2 separate regions of the Mus musculus genome follow, and region 2 is linked to region 1. Evidence: chromatin contacts called from ENCODE Hi-C or POLR2A ChIA-PET data. All regions are on one chromosome and are shown on one strand. The core of a region is the stretch at or near the end of the contact, and the rest is flanking DNA. Distances in the headings are between cores, read along the strand shown.

Evidence for each region. A loop is a pair of places that touch in the nucleus more often than their neighbours do. ChIA-PET counts read pairs that join two places held with the same protein, here RNA polymerase II (POLR2A).
Region 2: POLR2A ChIA-PET joins it to region 1 with 12 read pairs in embryonic stem cell. The contact joins two enhancer-like sites. A Hi-C loop is called at or near these places in 1 of 37 maps with a recorded cell type or tissue (mouse embryonic stem cell). POLR2A ChIA-PET finds 5 or more read pairs at or near these places in 5 of 5 experiments (Patski and embryonic stem cell).

Annotation. Positions count from the first base shown.
Region 1 is chr11:97,639,725-97,643,597 of GRCm38, forward strand. No RefSeq gene overlaps it. Among named protein-coding and RNA genes, the nearest start is that of Epop, 12 kb to the left of the region's middle. Within about 2 kb of position 2,166, at least 1 of the 3 ENCODE cell types and tissues checked has a DNase peak (open chromatin) inside an H3K27ac peak, as active enhancers do.
Region 2 is chr11:97,712,958-97,716,830 of GRCm38, forward strand. Pip4k2b (phosphatidylinositol-5-phosphate 4-kinase, type II, beta) reads right to left here. Exons shown (of 10, transcript NM_054051.1): 10 at 2,200-3,873. It overlaps Psmb3 (proteasome (prosome, macropain) subunit, beta type 3), which reads left to right. Exons shown (of 6, transcript NM_011971.4): 6 at 436-543. The coding sequence ends at 484. Among named protein-coding and RNA genes, the nearest start is that of Psmb3, 11 kb to the left of the region's middle. Within about 2 kb of position 2,020, at least 2 of the 3 ENCODE cell types and tissues checked have a DNase peak (open chromatin) inside an H3K27ac peak, as active enhancers do.

The sequences.
Region 1 (3,873 bases), core at 916-3,415:
TGTGTGTGTGTGTGTGTGTGTGTACCTGCTTGCATGGATACTTGGTGTGTGTGTGTATGTGTGTGTGTGTGTGTGTGTGTGTGTGCACCTGCTTGCATGGATACTTGGGTGTGTGTGTGTGTGTGTGTGTGTGTGCACCTGCTTGCATGGATACTTGTTGTGTGTGTGCACCTGTTTGCATGGATACTTGTCATGTGTTTGTGTGTGTGTGTGTGTGTGTGTGTGTGTGTGCACCTGCTTACATGGATGCTTGTCCTGTGCATGTGTGCACCTGCTTGCATGGATGCTTGTCGTGTGCATGTGTGCACCTGCTTGCATGGATGCTTGTCGTGTGTGTGCACCTGCTTGCATGGATGCTTGTCCTGTGCGTGTGTGCACCTGCGTGCATGGATGCTTGTCGTGTGTGTGTGTGTGTGTGTGTGTGTGTGTGTGTGTGCACCTGCTTGCATGGATACTTGTCATGTGTTTGTGTGTGTGTGTGTGTGTGTGTGTGTGTGTGTGTGTGTGCACCTGCTTGCATGGATACTTGTTGTGTGTGTGCATCTGCTTGCATGGATACTTGTCATGTGTTTGTGTGTGTGTGTGTGCACCTGCTTACATGGATGCTTGTCCTGTGCATGTGTGCACCTGCTGCTTGCATGGATGCTTGTCGTGTGTGTGCACCTGATTGCATGGATGCTTGTCCTGTGCATGTGTGCACCTGCTTGCATGGATGCTTGTCGTGTGTGTGTGTGTGTGTGTGTGTGTGTGTGTGTGCACCTGGTTGCATGGATGCTTGTCCTGTGCATGTGTGCGCACCTGGTTGCATGGATACTTGGTGTGTGTGTGTGTGTGTGTGTGTGTGTGTGTGTGTGTGTGCACCTGCTTGCATGGATGCTTGTCCTGTGCATGTGTGCACCTGCTTGCATGGATACTTGGGGTGTGTGTGTTTGTGTGTATGTGTGTGCACCTGCTTGCATGGATGCTTGTCGTGTGTGTGTGTGTGTGTGTATGCATCTGGTTGCATGGATACTTGGTGTGGGTGGGTGGGTGTGCACCTGCTTGCATGGATACTTGTTTTGTGTGTGTGTGCACCTGCTTGCATGGATACTTGTCGTGTGTGTGTGTGTGTGTGTGTGTGTGTGTGTGTGTGTGTGTGTACCTGCTTGCATGGATGCTTGTCCTGTGCATGTGTGCACCTGGTTGCATGGATACTTGTGTGTGTGTGCACCTGCATGGATGCTTGTCCTGTGCATGTGTGCACCTGCTTGCATGGATGCTTGTCGTGTGTGTGTGTGTGTGTGTGTGTGTGTGTGTGTGCACCTGCTTGCATGGATGCTTGTCCTGTGCATGTGTGCACCTGCTTGCATGGATACTTGGGGTGTGTGTGTTTGTGTGTATGTGTGTGTACCTGCTTGCATGGATACTTGTGTGTGTGTGTGCACCTGCTTGCATGGATACTTGGGGTGTGTCTGTTTGTGTGTATGTGTGTGCACCTGCTTGCATGGATACTTGGTGTGTGTGTGTGTGTGTGTGTGTGTGTGTGTGCACCTGCTTGCATGGATACTTGGTGTGTGTGTGTGTGTGTGTGTGTGTGTGTGTGCACCTGCTTGCATGGATACTTGGTGTGTGTGTGTGTGTGTGTGTGTGTGTGTGTGTGTGTACCTGCTTGCATGGATGCTTGGTGTGTGTGTGTACACCTACTTGCATGGATACTTGGTGTGTGTGTGTGTGTGTGTGTGTGTGTGTGTGTGTGTGTGTGTGTGCACCTGCTTGCATGGATGCTTGTCCTATGGCCCACATGTGGAGGGCAGTGGAAGTCAGTTTTCTCTTCTCATTGTGTAGTCGAGGATGCTCTTGGACCTCCATATCCTCCAACCTTTACCTTCCAAGTGCTGGATACCTCTTTGCACAAAGCTATCCAGCCCCCACCAGCATTTCTGTCCTAGTCAGAGGCCAAGCACGAGGCTACAGATCAACACTAGTGTGCTTGCCTGGCACACTCAAGCCCCAGCACTGAAAAGTCAAAAAAAAAAAAAATCAGCCACCAAATCTCTTGACCCCAGGTCTGTTCTCCCGTCCCTCATCCCTTCTCCCTTTCACAGCCAAACTTGCCCAAGCCTGTCTGCGCAGGCTGTCTTCCTTCTTCTCTTCTCACTTCCTACTACTCCTCAACCCACCGCCATCTGCTTCCTCCCCCACCTGGCACTGAAATAGCTCCTCTGCAGTCCCAGTGGCCTCTAGCTCATCCGACCTCCGTCTCATCAAAATCAGCCAGCCCTGGCACCAGCCCTGACCTGTCCGCAGTCGCCACAGCCCCGGCTTCTTCCTCTTTCTAGTAACTCCAGGCTTTCAGCACTGGGTCCCAGCTCTCTGCTGTCATCCTCTCTCTGTAGTCTCCATCACAGGCTGCCCTCCTCTCTCCAGCCTCAAATGCTGAACTCTCATAAGGCTCCAATGAGAACTCTGTCCTTTCACATGTTACTCTGTGGCTAATCTGTGCCCACTTTGCCACCACCATCCAGGGCTAGCGCTCTGCTCTCAGCTCAGACATACATGTCAAGCTGCCTTGGAGTCTCCTATGAGGGCCTTCTCAGTCCTCAATTTCACTGGACCTGACAGAAACCCTCAGCTTTCCTCCTGTTCCCAAAGCTAAGAGCTCCACTTCAAGGAACAGCTATTCCAGGGTATGGTTCCACAATCCATTCCTACAACCAGAAATCTTGGTGTCATCCTGACCCCTGGAGTCAGTCTCGCAGCCAGCCAAACCACAGACAGGATTGTGTCCACAGCCACCAACTGGATTGTGTTACATCCTTCTCAGAGACATCTTTCTGCTGACATTTTTTTTTCAACACAGCATCTCATATAGCCCAGGCTGGTCTAAACCTTGTTATGTAGCCAATGACGACCTTGAGCTGATATTCCTGCCTCTACCTCCCAAGTGCTGAGATCTCAGGTGTATGGTTCCAGGCCAGGTTACACAGTGCTGTGGACCTGTATACACAGGGCTTCCTGGTTGCTACATAAACACTCTACAACTGAGCTATATCCTTAGCCCTCATTTTCTGTTTGTGGTTTGTGGGGATTAAACCCAAGGTCTCTAGCATACTAGGGCAAGTGCTCTACTACTAAACTACACCACAGCTACAATGTTATATTTATGTCTTGGGCATTTTGCCTGCATGTATGTCAGCACACAATGTGTGTGCAGAGCCCAAAGAAGCCAGAAGAGGGCGCTGGAACCCCTGGAACTGGAGTTATGGATGGTTGTAAGCTGCCACATGGATGCTGGGAATCAGACCCAGGTCTTTTGGACCATCTACCAGTGCACTTTACTGCTGAGCCACCTCTCCTGTTCCCAGCCATAATCTTTTAATGTTTACCACTGAGTCCAGGCAGGTAGTGAATTCTAAGTGTGAGAGTCTTACACGCAGGTCCTTCTAGAAAGAGGGATGGGTTCTTCTTCCTTCTGCCTTATGATAATACACGCAGGTCCTTCTAGAAAGAGGGATGGGTTCTTCTTCCTTCTGCCTTACGATATTCTCTCTCCATTTCTCAGTCACTTAGTACCCTTGGGGGTCTAAAGCAACCGCATCCTGCTCTGTCCCCTCAGCTCTGTTTCTCCTGCTCCCTTTTGGACAATGTCTGCTCCTACTCAAGGGTTCTAGAATTACCCCTTCCCGGGGCGGGGGGTGGGGAGGGAGAGGGCTCTCGCTACCTTTCTAGTCTTGGTGATTTTCAGCTTTAGTGGTCCTTTCAAAATGTGTAACTAGTTGGTGTAATGGCCCATGTTTATAATATGAGCACTTGGGAAGCTGAGGCAGGAGGATCAGGAGTTCTAAGACAGCCTGGGTTACACAGGGAGACCCCCTCCTCCCATCTCAAAACAAA
Region 2 (3,873 bases), core at 770-3,269, 73 kb after region 1:
TGTGTGTGTGTGTGTGTGTGTGTGTGTGTGTGTGTGTGTGTGTGTGTATGTGTGTCTCACATTCCAGTCTCTAGCCAGACCTGAGCTACCTACTGCCCTCTCCCTGTTTGAGGCTGTCATTTCCTCGTGGGTCCTGCTTACTGACCATGAAAAGCAGAATTGAGCCATCCAAGGGTTTTGTGTCTTCTGTAGTGAGACCAGGTGCTTATTACACTTGCTCTGTAGGCCTGGGGTCTCCGCTCTTTGGAGGGTGTCTCAGTCTTCCCCAACTATCTGCAGCAAAGCTCCCTGCCCCCGTCTGTCCTGCTCTCAGAACAGGCTGTCAGGTAACAGACTCTTGGTCGCCAGCAGCCTTTCCCTTCACAGCTGAGGCTCAGAGGAGAGGCAGACAGGAGAGACAGTAGACGTGACTCTGTGACTTTTCTCTCTTGACAGTGAGAAAGACAAGATCACCACCAGGACGCTGAAGGCCCGGATGGACTAACCTGTGCTCTGGTCCCATCTCCCTTTTGTTTTTCTTTTTAATAAAATTGCCTTTCTTTCATGCCTGCCTGCCTGCCTTTGTTTCTGCAGCTTTGTCCCCATCAGGGAGAGTCCAGTACAGAGCGAGCAACTTTATCTCAGTTGTCTTTGGTCCCATCCTACCCCCACTCCACCCCCTTTTGTGGTGCAGGGAATTGAACCTGGGCCCTCCGACACACTGAGCACACATTCTCTACTGAGCTACATCTCAACCCTGTGTTTCCTTTTGGACTTGCCCTTGCTGCGTTGGCACACCTGGGGCCCCCTACTAGGCACCAGTGGATGCCCTCGCTACGCTGGGCTGTGCTGTGCAGAGCAGGCTGGGCTGCTGTGCAGAGCGTGCCTTACCTAACGTAGAACTCAGTCATTGTGAGCCAAGGCAGTTAAGAGCAGCCTTAGATGAAAAGCACCCATACACGTGTCTAAATCCGCTTGCTAAGTGGTGGTGTGCAAGGAGATAAGCCCATGTTCCAATTGTCCCCAAACCTGGGTCCCTCTCATTCAGCTCAGCTGGCAGTCTCCCAGTCTTCCAGTGCCTCAATGGGATTTGGCCAAGGACTGGTGAGTGATCTAGGTCAGTGTTGTTTATCTTTGTCTTCAGTTCATCACTTTGGCAGGGAGAGGTGGGCGTGCTCGCCAAGCTGATTTCACTGACCACCGAGAATACTGTCTGGCACACTCTAACCTGCAGTAGATCCAGTACGTGGATGTCTGCATGGTTCCCGGTAGCCTCTGAATGTTCTGCGGGCCCATTCAAACTGATTCCTATTGAAAATAATCTTTTTGTGGTGCTGGGGGAATCAAACCCAAGGCTTTCAGTATTAGGCAGTATTCTACCACCAACCACAGCCCAGGGCGTCCAGGCTCCAGGGACCTTCCTACCTATGCTTTGCGGACTGGGTTAGAGATCCACACAGGCCTGGGGTGGGGGGGGGGAATTTGAAATTTTTGTTTTTTAGCTTTATGAATCAGAAGGTCTGAGATGAGCTAAGTTTTGTTTCTGAATCTCAGCTGCCACTGACATAGATGGTCCAAGTCTACACTGAGAGCTACTAAAAATTTTTTTAAAAAGATTTATGTGTATGAATACGCAAGTATGCCTGTGGCCAGAAGAGGGCATCAGATTCCATTACAGATGGCTGTGAGCCACCATGTGGTTGCTGGGAATCAAACTCAGGACCTATGGAGGAGCAGTCAGTGCTCTACTCCTCCCTGCCTTTTTGGTGTGTGTGTGTGTGTGTGTGTGTGTGTGTGTTTCTGTCTGTCGGTCTGTCCTGGAAATGGAACCCAGGACCCCGCACATGCTAAGTGCTGTACCACTGAGATACACCGTCCAGCCCAAGTACTAGCCTTTAAAGTACAAGTATATAGATGGATAGCTGAAGGCTCACAAGGATGCTGTATTCAAAGCTACACAGGCAGTTGGGATACATGGCTCCTAGGCACTGTCTATGCACAGCTGAAGGGAGGAGGGGGCCGTGGCACATGGTAATATTATCTTGTGGGCAGGCTGCCCAGTGCTGTGAGGTCAGTATTGCTCAACAATTGCACCTCAGAACGGACTGCTGCCACACTGCTGCTCCAAACCATATACTGATTTTTGCCTCTAAAACTGGGACAAAAACATTCTAATTCTGAAGGAGGGTGGGTTGCATCTCAAAGGACTCACATACCAGATGTACACAAAGCTTTTCGAGTTTTATTTTGTCCTCCCATTTGGAGATTCTTTTTTAACATGCATGCATTTTAAAACAGTAACAGAGGCTCGAACTGTTCAGAGCAGACATTAGACAAGCACAGGGGTGAAAATTCCTATTTTTAAAAAAATGGAGCTTGCAGCCGGAAATGGACAAGTCACATGTGGTGGGTAGAACTTTAATCCTGCGGGCCCAAAGATGACTCTAGATTTCATTCACATTTCGTGTGTGCAATGTTCTGACCAGCCGCTGAGATGTGCTAAGCAGATGGTCCCCCTAAATGTATGGGCTCCCACCTTGAAAAATGGCTGTGGGCAAGGGACAGGCTCTTCGGGTGTCCTCAGCCTCTTTCCTGGTGACTCAACCTGAAGGACAGCTACGTCTCACTTCCCCTTGGTGACACTCATCCTAAGTGGCACACTTCAGAGGACTGGGACCACGGCTGGCAGATTTTGGCTAGCTGTCTAAATGTGTTTCCCTTTGAGACCCCCTACCCCCACCCCACCGGCCATTACTGCTGGTGAGGTCTCTAAACTTGGGAAACCACAAGGCCAGAGCTCTGAGGGCTGTCTCGGTGCACTGTCCTTTCTGCCCGAAATACTTGAGTCGGTCAAGCACTAGAAACAGCTAATGGTTTTTCCCTCTCAACCTGAATTGTTAAAAAGACAACTGGGGTTGGGGTGGGGTGGGGTGGGGGACTGGCTACTGAGAAAGTCCTGGGTCTTTGGTCCACCTCCCCAGGGAGGCCTGGCACATGGTGAAGGGGGGAAGTCTCGACAGGAGTCCAGTCTCTCCTCCCTTGAGCACTGCTAGGGGACCTGTTCAGGCCTAAAGCCCAGGACTGAGAAAAGTGATTTTGGGGGGAGGGGGGTAAGGAGGGGGACAGCTGCCTGGGGGTGGGGTGGGGGACTATAGTGCCACTGAGAACAGCCTGGGGGCCACTCATGGCGCCAGCCACAGACCAGTAACCCCTGAGCTAGATAAGGATTTAGCACTGCAGCGGAACTGAACCGCACTCCTGGCGCTGCCCTGCAGACTGGGAACACGGCCTGAGGCCACTGCTTGGTGTCAGAGTGTTCATAGTATCCCTTGTGTCAGCTGGATGCGAGACATATTTTCTCAGTTCCACAGTTTCCACAGAAGGAATGGGGACTGGCTGCCACACAGTAATCGGGAGGGTAAGGGCCTGGGAATGGAATCCCCCCCTTTCCCCGCATCCAGACCTCACCCAGTTGTCCAGGACTCTATTCTTAAATGTCTATTTCTGGAAGACCCAACATGATTCTGGATGCCATAAGACAGTCTGGCTGTTCTTCACGGCCCTGAGGAGTCAAGCTAAGGGTCTTGTCTTCCCCTTGGCACCTGCTGCCCAGAGCGTGACTGGTGGGACTCAGGAAGAGGGGAGCAGATAAATGGGGGGAGGGGGTTATGTGGAGATTGAAGCCAAATAGCACATCTTTGTCACAAAGAGAAAGAAAACTTGTCTGAAATGAAGATAAATAGCTTTTAAACACACGAATGAATGCCAAGGAATCAGAAAGTCAAACCTCAGGGTTTTGAAGATGGCGCAGAGAATGACCTAAAAAACAAAACAAAACAAAACAAAAAAACAACAAACCTAAAATCCACCAAACCACAGCTTGAATATTTTGAC